2 separate regions of the Homo sapiens genome follow, and region 2 is linked to region 1. Evidence: chromatin loops called from intact Hi-C (ENCODE). Cell type or tissue: lower leg skin. All regions are shown on one strand. Each heading gives the region's core, and the rest is flanking DNA. Links, peaks and the distances in the headings are about the cores only. Region 1 overlaps IL17RA (interleukin 17 receptor A). Region 2 overlaps HDHD5 (haloacid dehalogenase like hydrolase domain containing 5).

Region 1 (8,000 bases), core at 1-8,000:
ACCACGTTCCCAGGTGAGGCTGAGGCTGCTGGTCTACGGACCACACTTTGAGACCCACTGCTTTAAACAAACTTAAACAAGAATCAACATTTCACCATTTAGCTGTGAGCAGCAAAATGAGACTAAGCTGTTGTAGTGCTCATTTGCCCACCTACAGCAGTTCTTTGGTCTGGGCGGTTTTTTCTTCCTGAAGGTAGGCCCCAGCTGAATCCAAGTTACACATAAAAGATGTTACACAAAGTTACACAAAGATGGCAGGAGGTAGGGCTGTGGAAGCTGCCTTCCAATTCAACTTCCTTTCCGAACGAATAGCTAGGTAAAGTGGGAAGAAAAACCAGGGGTGAGCAGGTGAGGGACGCTTTCAAAAATACGCTCTGTCCCTCACTATTGCTCACGGCGGCCACACCACTTCTCTTTTGACTTCTGCCCATCTCAGGCTGCCATTCTGAATTCCACAGACTCCCTCAGCACCTCTGGGTCTCCCCCACTCTAAATCAGGGTCTGAATTTGGGGACAAGAAGTCTGTACTGGTGTCATCAGTGGAACATAATCCACTCAGGAGCTGTGTTCTTACCCGCCTGTGGTGATGCCTCAGTTTGGACAGAAACTCAAACCTGACGCACAAACGTTCATTGGTGTTCAGCTGCAGGACAGATAACTCTGCACCCTCGAGGTACAGGATGCTGGCTGCAGGAGAGGGAGAAGAGAAGACAAACAGATGCAGATCAGCCAAGACAAGTGCTGGGTGTGTCACTTCCCTATCTGTTGCGGTTGTTCACTCCTAAAAGAAAATCTGCCGTCTTACCCAACTCTCCACATCCTGTTCCTTTCAGTTCACTCTCTGGCCTCAGCCTACCGCCTTGCAGACAGTTATTTCCCAGCTGGGCAAGGAAAAATGACACTTTACACTGGGCTAGAAGTAAAGGCTTTGCAAACTTGTGGTGAGGGCTTTGACAATCTGGCATGGGTGTCAAACACAGCCATCCCCACCATCCTCACGAGGTTGTGGCTGTCAGCAGGAGCACTGAGGGCGGGGACTTCCAAAAAGAACTTCCCCCATGCCCCGTTCACAAATCTGGGGCTAGTGCTCATAAGCCCCAATCGTCCCAATTCTGTAACATAAACTCTCCATTCCTGAATAGGCTTGGGGGACGTTTTAAAAGTGCTGGCCCCTAAATTCAGGGAACAGGTTGACAAATGTGTTACCATTTTCCACTTCATTTTTGGTACTGTAGTCACAAAATTAACTGCTTGCTTTTTTTTCCCCTCAGGGTGCTAAAAATATTAGGTTGAAGGAAGTCCTTTCATGAAGAATGGTGTGATGAGAAGGTATCACTGTGGGTTAATATCTAAAATGCTGAACAAGTATTTGACTGCATGAAATGACGGATCCTTATAGCACTAAATTTGAACCCCCATGTCTGAGCACAGGACTGGGAGCCCAATCCTGAGCCTGACTGGGAGAGCCACTTGGAGGCAGGGAGAATCCCCCAGGGCCCTGCTGGCATGCCCACTCACCGTCTGTCTGCAGTGTCCATTCGATGTGAGCCACGGGGAACAGGTCTCCTTGTTGGGTGTGGGCAAAGTGCAGCTGGATCTGCAGGTCCTTTGGGGAGGAGGGGGTCAGGTTTCGAGGGTGAATCCAGCTGTCATCCAGGCAGGTACCTGGCAGCCAGGGAAAAGCAACATTCAGAGACTTATAGCCGAGACCCTGAGATGCCCCAGCAGCAGGTACAGACAGCTAGACAGCAAACAGCTCAGGGGCCCGCGGCCTTCCAGCCTGTGGCCCTTGGCCGCGTCCTCAGCTTTACTGCCCTGCTCCCTCTTCTCTAATGTTTACTGGGGTCACTGCAAACCTCTCAAGTCTAAAGGGAATTTTAGGAGAGAAGACAAAGTACACAAGTTGATTTTGAGAAGAAGTTGTGATTGGGAATAAGGGCACAGGAGGGATGCAGTTGTAGTAAGAGCTGCTTTATTGTTATATGTCAGGGGTCTCTAATTGGCTCAGACACTTGAATATGTGCCTCTTTGAATTAAAACAAAACAAAATCAACAGCACAGATGTCTCTCACTTTACAGTGACAAGCTGTGGCAAATCAAATTATATTATAGATACAGTAGGGCAGCTCCCCAGAGAATACTTTCACAATCCAAATGACAGTTCTGTTTCTCCTTTCCTGACTTTTGCATAATGAATGTTCTCGACAGGAAGCGCAGGTGCACGCATCCACAATTCTCCGGGAACCCTCCTGCGGATGGCTGTAGCTCACAGCCTGAACCTGGAGTGGCATGGCAAGACTTCTGTCAGAAGTTGGCAGCAGGCTCTCACTTGATTAAGAAGGCAACAAGAAGAAGAACAGAAAAAGATGACTTACTATTCTTGACCGTGCAGTTTAGCCCCTGTGGAAAAAAGAGGGTGGTTATTACAGCTGGGAAAAGGCTTGAATTCACATGCCAGGGCCAGATGCTCTCCACTGGCTCATTCTCAGGAATGCCATCTACACAGCCTGCCCTTCTCACTTTTTGGGGAATAGGATGAGGAGTGAGTCCAGGGGATGGCAAAGGGAATGGTGCTTTTTTTTTTTTTTTTTTGAGATGGAGTCTTGCTCTGTCGCCCAGGCTGGAGTGCAGTGGCGCGATCTCAGCTCACTGCAAGCTCCGCCTCCCGGGTTCACGCCATTCTCCTGCCTCGGCCTCCCAGGTAGCTGGGACTACAGGCGCCCGCCACCACGCCCGGCTACTTTTTTGTGTTTTTAGTAGAGACGGGATTTCACTGTGTTAGCCAGGATGATCTCGATCTCCTGACCTCGTGATCCGCCTGCCTCGGCCTCCCAAAGTGCTGGGATTACAAGCGTGAGCCACCGCGCCCGGCACAGGAATGGTATTTTATGAGGAACTGCTATGAGCTGGGACCTTGACAATTTTAAAAGACACTGAGAGGGTTCTCTTGGAGTGCCCTGAGAAAAGGGCCCCTTCATCTCCTAAGGTTTCCAACCTTCCTGGATAACACTGCTGCAAGAGGTGCGGAAGGGGTGAAGGGCAATATTTACAGTTTCTGTGACAGATCTGTTGGGGAACATTCACTAAGTCCCTACAAAGTCGCTAGGTAAAGTATGCCAGGCCCTGTTCCGGGTGATCGTGACGAGGTATTATCCTCAGCCCATTCTGCAGATGAGGAAGCTGAGGCACCCATGTTACATTATATTGCCTCCCTCTTGGGCAGTATGTGTTAACCTTCCAAGCCTGAGGAAATCCTGATGGCCAAATTTAGAAGCCCTAGTGACAAATGCTACCAGGGAAATGTAACCATTAGGAAGGAGCTCAGGCTCAGGTGTCTCCAGTTCTCTAACTGGCAAAACAGACCAAACGCATCCCGGGGTGGAAAGTCAGATGCTGAGGCAGACCAGAAACACAATCTCAAGGCCAACAAAGTGACTGGTGTGAGTAGGGTGCCAGGGCTGACACCCTCCTCTCTCTTGAGAGGGAACAGAGAGGTAGGGCTAAGCACAGGAGAAGACCCCGTGCCACCAGGGTTCATTTACAGAGTGGTCACACACAGGATGACATCTGCACGCACCTAGGATTGACTCTAGCAAGCTATTTCACCTGGACCCTCCTTCTCTGGGACCCCAGTTCATAAGTGCTTCTCGCCCTGTTCAGCTCCTGAATTCTCCCCTACAGGTCCCGGGCTAGCATCACCACCCCACTAGGGGGCTCCGCACATGTTCCCAACAAAATCCATCTGGCTGCCTAGGCTCACACTAATAAATGTCACTCTTTCCTAAATGGCGAGAAGATTAACTCCCCTGAGTCCTCTCATTTTTCCTCTCCCTTAAAATTCCTAGGATGTGGAGGATAAAAAAAAAGCGGTTATTTCACCTTGAGATGGGGAACTCTTCTAGAGAAGGCAAACAGATACATCATTTGGAGTAACTTCCTACTAGCCACTGGGAGCTACTCAATAACACTGCAGGATGATGCCCATGATGAAAAGCTCTTGTCTTCATGAAGACCACAAGGAAAGTGGAAGGGTCTGACAACACACTTGGTTGATTCCCAGTGGTGCAGGCAGGTGTCCTCTCATTCCCGAGATGGAGGGAAATAGTTTGGTATGCCCTATGGAATACTGTTTTTGGTCTTGGTTTCTGATAGTTGTGGTTGCATATAAGTCTTTTCCTTCAGTTACTATTAGGTTTATAGTTTTCATTCAAAACAGCTCTGAACCTCATCATATACCTCTCCAGCACTGATTAACAAACAAAGTTTGTTAATGCACCACTAGATTATGGTGCATTGTTCTTTTGATATTCTGCTAGATTACATTTGCTAATATTTTATTTAGAATTGCATGGATTTATGTTCATAAATGAGATTGGTCCATAGTTTTTCTTTTTGTATAAGATTTGTCAAGTTTTAGAATTAAGCTTATACTAGCTTTAAAAAAAATGGACAGCTTTCCCTCTTTTTCTGTGGTACTGAATGGTCATCAATAGAGAATGGCTGAATTAAGGTGAGATCTAGTTTAAATCTAAATGTCCATCAAACTAGAAATGGTTGAATAGATTGCTATCTACTATGGAATATTATGCAAATATTAAAGAGAATGAGAATTAGTTGCATAGACATCTGTTGACCTGCAGATGGCTGGAATGTGTTGATGAGAGAGGAAAATAAGTTTCAAATAACTTTTTATAGTATGATCCCAATTTCTATGGAAATAAGTCATGAAAAAGATCTCCCTGAATATATATATATATATATATATATATAGAGAGAGAGAGAGAGAGAGAGAGAGAGAGAGAGAGTGTGTGTATGACTAAATGAGAATAGAAACATGTTAACAGGTGTTAACACAGTTTGCTGGGGGCAAAGGGCACACAAGCAGAGGAGATGGCATGAGGGAAGATAAGGGGAAAAAAGATTTAATCAAAACTGAAAAATATACATATAGGTGAAATATAGAATAACAATTCTATTAGAGGTAATAGCGCATTGACCATATACACATATTTTCTCCCTCTCTCCAAACAATATAACAATTATAGGAAAGAACATTTTTTTTTGTAAATTCTCAAACTCAAAGAGCCAAACTCAGTGGACAAAAGATGTGAACAAAATTTTAAAAGTCCTTTCCAACTTGGCCCCAGCAGCATAGCTCCTGTAAAGAAGAGTGTTGGCTGGGCGCAGTGGCTCATGCGTGTAATCCCAGCACTTTTGGGAGGCTGAGGTAGGTGGATCACCTGAAGTCAGGAGTTTAAGACCAGCCTGGCCAAGAGATGGTGAAACCCTGTCTCTACTAAAAATACAAAAATTAGCTGGGTGTGGTGGCATGTGCCTGTAGTCCCAGCTATTTGAGAGGCTGAGGTGGGAGAATTGCTTGAACCTGGGAGGCAGAGGCTTCAGTGAGCCAAGACTGTGCCACTGTACTCTATCCTGGGCGACAGAGCGAGACTCTGTCTAAATAAAATAAAATAAAATAAAATAAAGTAAGATAAAATAAAATAAAAGGGCTATTCTGTCACCTGCCACCAATGAGGTGGTGACACCAGAATATGCCATCAGCATCCACAAGCACACCCATGGAGGGGACGTCAAGCAGTGTGCCCCTTGGTCACTCAAAAAGTCCCAGAACTTTGCCATGAAGGAGATGGGGACTCCAGATATGCTAACACCAGGCTCAACAAAGCTGTCTGGACCAAAGGAATAAGGAACGTTCCATACTGTGTCCATGTGCAGCTGTCCAGAAAGCATGAGGATGAAGATTCACCAAGCAAGCTCTATACTTTGGTTACCTGTGTACCCATTACCACTTTCAGAAACTGACAGTCAGACATTGTGGATGAGAACAAACTGTTGATGTCAAATAAAATTATAAAACCTCAAAAATGAACAAATGAATGAATAAATAAATAACTGTCCAAGTGGCAGCAGAGTAGGCAGCTGGCTTGTGCTGAGTGGAGGAACTTCTGTCTGAATGCTACAAAAGGGAGTTATTGATAAGGAGGCCAGGGGCCCCTCAGAACCTTATAACGTTCAGGGCTTAGGGGCAGGGAGAATTAAGTGAAGGTCTACATATGGAGTGTTGGGAACCTTATCCTCTCTTTCCGTGCTCTGATCTCAGAATGCTGGCAGCCAGGCCCAAAAAAAACACCTCCAGATTTCAGCATTTGGAGGTCACCCAATAGGCCAGGTTCACGATTAGCTTGACCTCCTATACAGTGAAGTCCAATGTTCAATAAACCTTAACTACACAGAGCATTTAATCAGCTTTTAGGACTTCATTCTTAAAATATTCTCAGACAGCCAAGGAGTACCAGATATTTGAGATAGGTTTTCTGTATGAAAAATAGATCAAAACAATTAAAAAATGCTCCTGGAAGGAAAAAAAAAACAATGCTGTTAACACAATTAAACCAAACAAGTAAAATTATTATAGCCCCGAAGAGATACAACACTGCATCTGTAAGACAGGGGCAGGACACCATGGACAAATGAGCAGGCAGAGAATGAAAACTGAACCTTGAAACTCAATAGAAGTTCTACTAAATAAAAATTCAATAGAAGGGTTAGTCTATGAAATTGAGGACATTTCTCTGAAAGCACAAATAGAATAGGAAAAAATATATGATCATTAGAGATTCAATTTAGGAAACAAAATATGATTGACTAGATTTCTAGAAGGAGATTAACAAAAAAACAGAAGGAAGAAGTTATTTTTTAAAAAAGGAAAGAAAGAAAATATTCTGGAAGAGAAGGACACATATTCCCCGAGAGTGTGGAAAAACTCAAGCTGTATTTTTCCTCTGCCCTCACATCACCACAACAATCAACAGAAGTCACAGAAGACTTCTGTGACTACATATTGGCGGGGGGTGGTTTCTTCCCACCACCAAGCAAGCAATCAATTCGGCAGCAGACACCAGCTGGGTATCCTCCAATTTAATTCTGACACTATTTGGAGATAGCATCAGATCCCACAGGTTGAGTGCTCAGTCCCCAAGACCGCCCACCCCCTAGACACCAGTGGTAAGTCTGGGCCTCCAGAACTTCTAAGACCAACCGGGTTCAACGTGAGATTCTCATGCTCCTCTCTTTCAGTTCAATTAATTTGCTAAAGCTGCTCAGAGAACTCAGGGAAACACATTTCCCAGTTTATTTTAAGGATATCACAAATAATACAGAAGAAAAGGTGAGGTATAGGAGAAGGAGTACAAAGCTTCCATGCCCTCCTCAGGTGTGCCACCCTCCAGGAACCTCCACATGTTCCACTACCTGGAAGCTCTCTGAACCCCGTTTTTATGGAGGCTTCATGTGAGCATGACTGATTAAACCACTGGCCATTGCAACTTCAGGGGGCCTTCAGTTCCCTCTCCCCTTCCCAGATGTGATGGGTAAAGGGGTGGGGCTAAACGTCCCAGCCCTCTAATCCTAACTTGCTTCCCGGGACCAGCCCCCATCCTGAAGCTGCCTAGAGGCTGCCAGCCACCAATGAATCATTAGTATATAAAAGATACAATTTTGGAGATTCTAAGGATTTTAGGAGTTCTATGCCAGAAAAAGGGGTTGAAGACTAAATACATATTTCACAGTATCACGTTGCCAAATTAAAAAGGTTACTAAATGGCCTGCACAAAAACAACAACGAAGACCCAGACCAAGGCCCCAAATCTTGAAACTGTTGTAATATCAGGAATAAAAAGAAGATCCTAAAAGTTTCCAGAGAGAAAAAAATAAGTGTCATATAAACCAATAAGACACATAATAACATTGACTTTTTTTTTTTTGAGACAGAGTCTCGCTCTGTCACCCAGGCTGGAGTGCAGTGGTGCGATCTCAGCTCACTGCAAGCCCCGCCTCCCAGGTTCCCCCCATTCTTCTGCCTCAGCCTCCCAAGTAGCTGGGACTACAGGCGCCACCACCACGCCTGGCTAATTTTTTTTTGTATTTTTAGTAGAGACGGGGTTTCACTGCGTTAGACAGGATGGTCTCAATCTCCTGAC
Region 2 (10,099 bases), core at 942-8,941, 49 kb before region 1:
AAGTAAAAGACCAGTTTCTGCGACAGTGACAGGGAGCACACATGAACCCTATGGCTTCCAAGTGGGGGCTTGGGAAATCCAAACTGAACCTGACGGGGTAGCGGTGGCAAGTGGTCAGAACCCACATCTGTGGCATTTCTGGTCTCTTGTGTGGCAAGAACTAAATGAGACAGGTTCTTCTCAGATCTGTTTGGGTGCCTTTCAGAAGTGCTGCTGGGTGCTAGAAAGGGCTTTCCTCCCCGTTCTTTTTCTGAGCGGGTTTTTTCCTTCCCTAGGCTAAAGGACCTGCCACCTGTCTCATTATTTCCCTCAACAGTTCTGTCTTCCTCTGCCCTCCCCTGTCTTGGCTGTCCCTACAGGTGGATGCAGACCAAGTTATCCTCTCTCACAGCCCCATGAAGCTCTTCTCCGAGTACCATGAGAAGCGGATGCTGGTGTCTGGACAGGGGCCCGTGATGGAAAATGCCCAGGGGTATCCTTTTGGTCTTAACTCTGGCTGAAGGGAAGGGGCAGGGCTGAGGTGTTTCCTCCCTTAGCTGAGTGGGGACTGTAGTGAGGAGTGCTGGGTGCTGGGGTACACAGGCGATGTTGTGGGCTCAGGGGAGGGAGGACAGCTCCCGACTGTGGTCAGTCCTCATGTCTGGTGGTTTCCAAAAGCCAGTTCTCATACCCCTGCATCAGAATCCTCTGGGGAGCTTAAAATACAGATCCCAGGGTATCTGCGCTGGAGCCTTAATTCACTAGGTCTCGGGTAAAACTCAGGAATCTGTATTTTTTAAAAAACAAAACACCTCTCTTAGTGGTTCTGTAACTGGGTTTGGGAACCCCTGCTCTAGCCTCTTCCTTGGGGTGCCCAGTCAGTTTATTAGCCAGTGGTAGTGAAGCAGCTACCGGGAGCCTGTCTCTGGGAGCCTGCGGAATAATACCTGGCCCGTTTTAAGCAACTGTTGTGCTGAGCACGTCCTGTGTACCAGCGGTCTGCCGCACACTCTGAATGGGACGAGGACCAGGATGAGGGCGTAGGACTTATGAATCAATCAAGGGCTTGTGCTGGAGGCAAGAATAACACCATGAGCAGTAAAGGAGCGTGTGCGATGGCGTGTGATCGAAGGCCGGTAAGCTCACAGGAGGGCGTCACAGGTGTGGGGCGTGTGTGATGGCGTGTGATCGAAGGCCGGTAAGCTCACAGGAGGGCGCCACAGGTGTGGAGCGTGTGCGATGGCATGTGATCGAAGGCCTGTGAGCTCACAGGAGTGTGCCACAGGTGTGGGGCGTGTGCGATGGCGTGTGATTGAAGGCCGGTAAGCTCACAGGAGGGCGCCACAGGTGTGGGGCGTGTGCGATGGCGTGTGATCGAAGGCCGGTAAGCTCACAGGAGTGTGCCACAGGTGTGGGGCGTGTGCGATGGCGTGTGATCGAAGGCCGGTAAGCTCACAGGAGTGTGCCACAGGTGTGGAGCGTGTGCGATGGCATGTGAAGGCCGGTAAGCTCACAGGAGGGCGTCGCAGGTGTGGGGCGTGTGCGATGGCATGTGATCGAAGGCCGGTAAGCTCACAGGAGTGCGCCACAGGTGTGGGGCGTGTGCGATGGCGTGTGATCGAAGGCCTGTAAGCTCACAGGAGTGCGTCACAGGTGTGGGGCGTGTGCGATGGCGTGTGATCGAAGGCCGGTAAGCTCACAGGAGGGCGTCACAGGTGTGGGGCGTGTGCGATGGCGTGTGATCGAAGGCCGGTAAGCTCACAGGAGGGCGTCACAGGTGTGGGGCGTGTGCGATGGCGTGTGATCGAAGGCCGGTAAGCTCACAGGAGGGCGTCACAGGTGTGGGGCGTGTGCGATGACGTGTGATCGAAGGCCGGTAAGCTCACAGGAGGGCGTCACAGGTGTGGGGCGTGTGCGATGGCGTGTGATCGAATGCCGGTAAGCTCACAGGAGGGCGTCACAGGTGTGGGGCGTGTGCGATGGCGTGTGATCGAAGGCCGGTAAGCTCACAGGAGGGCGTCACAGGTGTGGGGCGTGTGCGATGGCGTGTGATCGAAGGCCGGTAAGCTCACAGGAGGGCGTCACAGGTGTGGGGCGTGTGCGATGGCGTGTGATCGAAGGCCGGTAAGCTCACAGGAGGGCGTCACAGGTGTGGGGCGTGTGCGATGACGTGTGATTGAAGGCCGGTAAGCTCACAGGAGGGCGTCACAGGTGTGGGGCGTGTGCGATGATGTGTGATTGAAGGCCGGTAAGCTCACAGGAGGGCGTCACAGGTGTGGGGCGTGTGCGATGACGTGTGATCGAAGGCCTGTAAGCTCACAGGAGTGTGCCACAGGTGTGGAGCGTGTGCGATGGCGTGTGATCGAAGGCCGGTAAGCTCACAGGAGGGCGTCACAGGTGTGGGGCGTGTGCGATGACGTGTGATTGAAGGCCGGTAAGCTCACAGGAGGGCGCCACAGGTGTGGAGCGTGTGCGATGGCGTGTGATCGAAGGCCTGTAAGCTCACAGGAGTGTGCCACAGGTGTGGAGCGTGTGCGATGGCGTGTGATCGAAGGCCGGTAAGCTCACAGGAGGGCGTCACAGGTGTGGAGCGTGTGCGATGGCATGTGATTGAAGGCCGGTAAGCTCACAGGAGGGCGCCACAGGTGTGGAGGGGAGGGCTTGGAGTATCCCTGGGGCAGGAGTTGCCTGTGGCTTCTTGGAGGGGTACAGCGGAGCCCCAGGAGATGGCTAAGCTCCTAAGCAGGGGAAGTAGGAGGTTGGGAATGGGATAGGGAGAGGAAGGAAAGAACAGGAAGGGTGGTGCCAGGTTGTCGGGAACCTTGGAAGTAAACTTGAGGAGTCTGACCGACTTCTCAGGGCAGTGGAAAGCAGGGCACGCTTTATTGCTGATGGGGCAATCTGATAGAATCAGGATTTTGGGGAAATTCATTTTGAGAGTAATCAAACCATGTCCAGTTAAGATTGCAAGTTGGAATTGAGGATAGGAAAATGGAGGCAGATCTTAGAGGAGATAGGCTGAAGCTGGCTTGCCCCTCCCCAAGGCCGCCTCTTCCTTGATGATTTGGGTTCATCCTTTAAGATTTTAGCTCCAGCCCTACTTCTCCATGACTCCTCTGGACTCCCCAGCCCACTGAGGAGTCTCTTCTGAACTCAGCACTGACTAGCAGCACTGTTCTCAGAGAACACTGGTTTTGATGGGCTCTGAATGTGCTAGCTCCTTGGGGACAGAGTTTTTTGTTTTTTTTTGAGACAGGGTCACACTCTGTTGCCCAAGTTGGAGTGCAGTGGTGCAATCATAGCTCACTGTAGCCTTGACCTCCTGGGCTCAAATGATCCTCCTGCCCCAGCCTCCTGAGTAGACGACAGGTGTGCACCACCATGCCTAGCTGACTTTATTTGTAGAGACAAGGTCTCACTATGTTGCCCATGCTGGCTGGAACTCCTGGGCTCAAGCCATCCTCCTGCCTCAGCCTCCCAAAGTGCTGGGATTTCAGGCATGAGCCACTGCACCCAGCTGGGGACAGAGATTCTTATGTGCCTTTGCCCCCTAGGCTGTGCCCAGCATAGGACCTGGTAGCTGGCATGTGCCTGGTGACTGCTGGTGGGTTACCCAGGAGCTGCCCTCTCTACTCTACCTGTGCAGTTACAGCCTGCCTGCCAGCACCTGCAGGATTTGTGCCATCCTTGCTGGGCTCTGCTTGGTGCCCTCCTGCCTGGCTTGATCAGGAGTGGGTTGTGTTCCCTTCACTTGTGATTTGATGCATTCAGAAAGGCATCTTCCCCAAGAACTGTCCAGCATTACTTCCTGAGCTTGCTCCAGACTGGGCTTCCGAAATGTCGTCACCGTGGATGAGCTGCGGATGGCCTTTCCTCTGCTTGACATGGTGGACCTGGAGCGGCGGCTAAAGACCACGGTAATAAGGAGCATGGGTTGGGCTGTGTCTTCATCCTTCACTCCTCCAGTGCCCTGCATTGGCTGTGTCGCTGACCTTGCAAGCCCTCCTGCAGAGCTGTGATTTGTCCATGCTTCTTTGGAGGCACATCTGGCTAAGGGTTTTGTTCCCTGAATTTATGAGAATGGCCCAGAGGCTGGCTGCGGTGGCTTACACCTGTAATCCCAACGCTTTGGGAGGCTGAAACAGGAGGACTGTTTGAGCCCAGGAGTTCAAGACCAGCCTGGGCAACATAGTGAGACCCCGTCTCTACAAAAAAATTTAAAAAATTGTCCAGGCATGGTGGGTCACACCTGTAATTCCAGCACTTTGGGAGGCCAAGGCGGGTGGATCACCTGAGGTCAGGAGTTCCAGACCAGCCTGGCCAACATGGTGAAACCCCGTCTCTACTAAAAATACAAAAATTAGCTGGGCACAGTGATGGATGCCTATAATCCCAGCTACTCGGGAGGCAGAGGCAGGAGAATAACTTGAACCTGGGAGGCAGAGGTTGCAGTGAGCTGACATCACACCATTGCACTCCAGCCTGGGCAACAGAGCGAGACTCCGTCTCAAAAAAAAAAAAAAAAAAGCCACATATGGTGGCGCATGCCTATAGTCCCAGCTACTCAGGAGGCTGAGGCAGGAGGGTTGCTTGAGCCCAGGCGTTGGAGGCTGCAGTGAGCTGTGATCACTGCACTCCAGTCTTGGCGGCTGAGTGAGACCCTGTCTCAAAAAAAAAAAAGGAAAAAGCCCAGAGAAGCGAACGGCTTTATGCCCTGTCCTCTCTGTATTGCTTATAATTAGCTGGGAACCCGTTTCAGAGCCACAGCATCCCGTCCAACAAGGAGTTCCAGACTTACTGGCTGGCCTTCCCAGTGCTGCCCAGGAGAGCTGGCCATTGTGAAGTTAGCAATCCTGAGGCCCGGCACTGAGCTGCCCTCGGGAGAGGTAGCTTGCTTGCAGAGGAAGCACTGGTCAGTCTGCACATCTGCCCAGGTGCCCTGTGCGCTGGGCTCATTTTTGAGCACTGACTTTGTCCCCTAACTCATCTGATCCCTTGGTGATCCTCTGCAGCATGACTGCCATCTCTTGAGGTGCCCGTTGGCTCACTTTCTCCTCATCGCACCGTCTGTGTATCACATAGCCCAGGTCTTGAGTCAGACCATTCTCACAGTTTGACGACATGCAGTTATAAACAGATAACTTACTTTTTATTTGCTGATATAGCTTAAGTCCTTCCTCCTCCAGCGCTTTCTGATGGAACAGAGCACTTCCTCCCCTGTGAGGGCTTTCTCCCTGACCTGTGCAAGTTCTGTGGAGAACCAGAATGTCAGAGTTGGAACAGATCTCGGAATAGCTCAGAGACAGCCCCACACAGGGGAGTGACCTGTCCCGGGTCACATAGTTGTTTAGTGGCAGAGCCAAGACTACCATGGCCTGGGGATGGAGTGGACCCTCGAGGCTGGTCGAGTGAAGCTGCCTGCTCAAGAACCGACATGAGGAGAAATGGCCCATCAGGCGTGATGCCGCCTTCGTCTCCACGGCCTCACCTTAGCTGCCTGATTTTAGACTCTTGCTTGGCTATATCTTGTGTCCTCTCCCACCAGAGAAAGACAGCTGACCACCCTTCCTCCTGGTGACTTCACCCATGGTGTCCTGCCTGTTCTGTGGCCCCACCTGGCCATTGTCTTTTCGCCTTTCTTGCATCTTTCTCAGTCCTCTCCAGCTTTCCCTTGGCTTGGGCTTGACCACGGGTGTGGGGTCTGTGGAGTGTGTCTCCCCTCCCCTCCCAGCACCCTGGAGGTGGGGTTGTGGTTCTCCTGGAGTGGAAGGCGACTTGTGTTGATAGCCTCTCCTTTGTCTCTCTGCAGCCCCTCCCGAGGAATGACTTCCCCCGCATTGAAGGTAAGAGAGGTCCTCTTTGATGAGTTGTGAGGTCTTTTCTCCGTCTCCTCTCTGGCCCTCAGGCTGTCTCAGTGTGACTGCCTGCAGCCTGGTTCAGCAGCAAGGGGCCTTGGAGTCAGGACACCTGGGCTCTGGTCTGGATCTGCCACTTACCACCTCTGAGACTGTTGTTAGTCTTTCCTTCCCCATGCCACTCACTATTCCAGGAAAACCGTAAGCTTAGAGAATTTTAGTGGTGGAAAGACACCTAGAGGTGATCTAGTCTAGTGTTTCTCAACTTTTAAACCCAGTTCTCCCCTTTTTATACCAAGAACATTGGAATATCCCCTTTATTATCCTGAAGTGAAATTCTTAGGTAATATAACTTCTGTACACACATATTAAAAATTAGTTCAGTATAAAGCCCTAACTGTAATAGGGGGATATAAAAGGAAACATTTTTAGTAAGAAGATAATGTATTTCAGTATGTAGTAGTTATCCAAGAAGTAAAATGGTTGCACTAAACAGAATCACCATGAATGTTAACAGCTACAAATGCAGGCTGATGTGTGTTTATAGGTGTGACAGGCGTGTTTTACCGGTGACTCAGAAATTAGGGGCAGCATTGCCGTTGGTCAAGTGATTTTCCAAAATAGGTAACAGTTCTTGGTAGAGTTTTGAAAAGGCAAAGTACAGTCTTCTCTTGACTTACACGATAGTTGTATTTTTGGAAAAATTGATGTTTATTGAAGCTGTACAAAAATGCTTTGTGATTGTATGTAAAATAGAATCGTTCAAGTAATTCTGAAAAGGTTGTTCACCTGTGTGGATACCAGGATATCAGGTGGGACATTCAAATGTTATGAGGACATGGGAAAGTTTTTTCTTTTTCTTCTTGTTGTTTTGTAGAGACGGGCTCTCACTATGTTGCCCAGGCTGGTCTCAAACTCCTGAGCTCAAGCAATCCTACCACCTTGGCCTCCCAAAGTGCTGGAATTACAGACACAAGCCACCGCACGCAGCCATGGGATGGTTTTTTTAAAAATTAATTTTAGTGTGGGATAGTTTTTGATTGCACAGGATTGTCCTGAGTATGTAGCGTCCCTGGCCCCCTCCCACAACCTTCACTTGCTAGGTTCTAGTCATTGTGACAACTAAAATTGCCTCTGATTTGTAAAGCACCTCAGCAGGGGCGGTGCTGCCCCATGGAGAATCACTGGTCTGGTGCAGTTCACCGGCCCTGTACCTTAGTGTCAGCAGTGTTCTTTGCCTAGTGCTTACTGTGTGTCTAGTCCTGGGCTGTTTACCGATGATGTAGCTCATTTTTATCCTCACAATAGCTAAGTGCTGTTGCTGTTATGTAGTTGCAGTTGAGGAAACTGAGGCTTAGAGAAGAGAAGTTACTTGGCCACAGTCATACAGGAGAATCGGTGGAGTCCAGGTTGGGTTTCAAGTCTCTATCACTCCACACCCCCTGTCCTGGCTGTTAGGTTCTGCCAGTCCCTGGGGCTCAGAGAGAAGCGACTGAGGGAACAGGAGCCCTTGCTAAGTCATGTGAGGGAGAATGTGGTGGCAGAGTCCCAGCCAGCAAGGAGAAGTAGCCCTGAGACATGCTGCTTTTGTTTTGTAACCTCTTCTGTGAAGCACTGGTGGACTGAAGTCAGAATGGGAGCCCTCAGGAATCTCCTTCCTGGGCCCTGGGCCTTGTGCACCCAGGGTGGATGGGTAAGGGGCTCTACTGGGCTTGTTGGGGAGCTGTGCCCCTGCCCAGCTGGGTGCACCATGGGTGGAGGGCTTGTGGATGGGTAGCCCTAGCTGGCATCCTGAGGGCCTGCCGCCTGCCATCTGCCCTGCAGCCCTCACCTGCGCCTCTGTTCTTTAAAGGGGTGCTCCTCCTAGGGGAGCCGGTCCGCTGGGAGACCAGCCTGCAGCTGATCATGGATGTCCTCCTCAGCAATGGGAGCCCTGGGGCTGGCCTGGCAACACCCCCCTACCCCCACCTCCCCGTCCTAGCCAGCAACATGGATCTCCTGTGGATGGCTGAAGCCAAGATGCCCAGGTGAGGACACAAAGCTCCCAGCCTTGGCCTGGTGGTCTATTCCTGGCTGCTGCCTGGGCAGTCCTGCAGGCAGTTCCCATCCGTCCTGACACCCCAGGTGCCGGGACCTCACTTAGGTAGGCCCTGTTGTTGCTGCAGTAACCTGGCCTTTGGAAGGGCTTTCAAGGACCACTCCACATATTAGTTACTAAACCTAAACTACAGATTATGGAGTCTGAGGATGTATTGAGAGGATGTTTCACACGTGACCCCTGCCCCCTGTAATCTTTACAGAACATGCTCTTGGTGTCTGGTGGATCCCAAACCGTGGGCACTTTTTGTACCGTATCTGTGCACATTATTCAGTTGCTCTTCCTTCCTTGGCTCCATCCTGTAGCATTGGTTCTTTGACTTTCTGGTTTCCTTTTACCCTTCAGACATAAGGCAGGAGGAAGCAAGGATTTGTCGTTTTTTGTTTGTTTTGTTTTTTTTGCGGGGACAGTGTCTCACTCTCTCATCCAGGCTGGAGTGCAGTGGTGCAGTCATAGCTCACTGCAGCCTTGAACTCCTGGCCTCAAGTGACCCCCGTGCCTCAGCCTCCAAAAGTGCCGGGATTACAGGCGTGCTCCATCATGCCGGCCAAGGATTGTTCTGATAGTCGTATAGACCAGAGAACTGAGACCCAGCAGATAAGTGGCTTTCTCAGGGGCATGCAGGTGCCTATACTCCCTGCTCAGCTGTGTTGGTGTCATGTGTCCTGTCTTATTCTGGGGCTAGCACAGATAGAGGCAGCCCTTTTTTGGCCTCAGGGTGCTTACTTGAAGGCCAGCTGACAGCTGCTGTGTACTGTTCGGTTGCTGTTATCTGCATGGCCAGTCTCTTGAGTCTCAGCCTGCTGTTGACCCCCAGTCGACAGTGCTCGTCAGCAGAGGGTGGGCACGGCCCAGTACTGCCTCAGGGCCCGTCTCAGTAGTCCCAGAGAGACGGGGTATGGTATGCTCTTGTCACTTTTAAAGTGTATGTCTGTGGCTCGAGGCTTGGCATTGTCTCTGAAGTATTATTCCTAGAGGCGGGTATGCTGACACTAGATCAGTGGGCTTGGTTGGTTATGTCTCTGTGAACTGAAAAGCAAGGGGCAGATTTCAATTTACAAACCAGATTTTAGATGAACTTTTCTAATTAAAAGTAGAATTATTTACATAAATGACACTGAAAGATGTGGTGGCTCATGCTTGTAATCCCAACACTTCGGGAGGCCGAGGTGGGTGGATCACCTGAGGTCAGTTCAAGATCAGCCTGGCCAACATGGCAAAACCCCGTCTCTACTAAAAATATAAAAATTAGCCGGGCATGGTGGCAGGTGCCTGTAATCCCAGCTACTCGGAGGCTGAGGCAGGAGAATCACTTGAACCCAGGGGGTGGAGGTTGCAGTGAGCTGAGATTGTACCCAAGCGCCAGCCATCATATCAGCATTCCAGGTGTCAAGAAGGAGTTGGGGAGGGCAGAGAGGGCAGAGAAGAATACCGTCCCCAGTTTGTTTGTTTTTTTTTTTTAGATGGAGTCTTGCTCTTTTGCCCAGGCTGGAATGCAGTGGTGCAATCTTGGCCCGCTGCAACCTCCGCCTCCCGGGTTCAAGTGATTCTCCTGCCTCAGCCCCCCAAGTAGCTGGGACTACAGGCATGTGCCACCACACCCAGCTAATTTTTGCATTTTTGGTAGAGACAGGCTTTCACCATGTTGGCCAGACTGGTCTTGAACTCCTGACCTCAGGTGATCCACCTGCCTTGGCCTCCCAAAGTGCTAAGATTACAGGCATGAGCCACTGCGCCTGGCCGCCTGTCCCCAATTTTAAGGATGCTTATTGAAAATTTAGCCCAGCATTTCTGCTTTCCTTGACTGTAGCTTAGTCACATGGCCACGCCTCGCTGGCAGGGAGGCAAGCGAAGGTCTTTTTCACACCTAGTGGCAATATGGTCAGCTGAAAATGGACACCAGCAAAGAAGGGGAGAAGCGCAACCGTAGTCTGCCTCAGCTCTACAGCAGGATTTAAGCTCTGGAGTCAGACTGAGTTGTAATCCTAGCTCTGCCCTCTTGAACAAGTTACTTAATCTTGCTGTGCCTTGGTTTCCTCGTTTTACAAATAGCGTCATCTCATAGAGTTTTTCTGAGAGGGAAATGTGAAATGCTGCCTCCAGTGCCTGCACAGTGTCTGCTACATGTCAGCTCTTACCCTGGGGAAAAGGCTGGTCTGTGTGTTTG

Evidence for each region. A loop is a pair of places that touch in the nucleus more often than their neighbours do. Peaks named below come from ENCODE experiments on the same cell type or tissue, not always from the same donor. Only the 100,000 strongest peaks of a DNase experiment are listed, where the experiment ranks them.
Region 2: a loop joins it to region 1, with 2.7 times the contacts of the local background. A loop is called at or near these places in 41 of 110 quality-filtered maps.

The regions. Positions count from the first base shown.
Region 1 is chr22:17,091,462-17,099,461 of GRCh38, reverse strand. It overlaps IL17RA (interleukin 17 receptor A), which reads right to left. Exons shown (of 13, transcript NM_014339.7): 2 at 2,376-2,400; 3 at 1,519-1,665; 4 at 575-687. It also overlaps the pseudogene RPL31P62. Among named protein-coding and RNA genes, the nearest start is that of IL17RA, 10 kb to the right of the region's middle. In lower leg skin, for the core only: no CTCF peak of the experiment used is centred there; no DNase peak of the experiment used is centred there.
Region 2 is chr22:17,138,821-17,148,919 of GRCh38, reverse strand. HDHD5 (haloacid dehalogenase like hydrolase domain containing 5) reads left to right here. Exons shown (of 8, transcript NM_033070.3): 3 at 360-472; 4 at 3,803-3,896; 5 at 5,789-5,822; 6 at 7,687-7,861. Among named protein-coding and RNA genes, the nearest start is that of HDHD5, 15 kb to the left of the region's middle. RefSeq lists enhancers at 5,049-5,549, 9,868-10,099. In lower leg skin, for the core only: no CTCF peak of the experiment used is centred there; DNase peaks (open chromatin) are centred at 3,689, 4,929 and 5,599.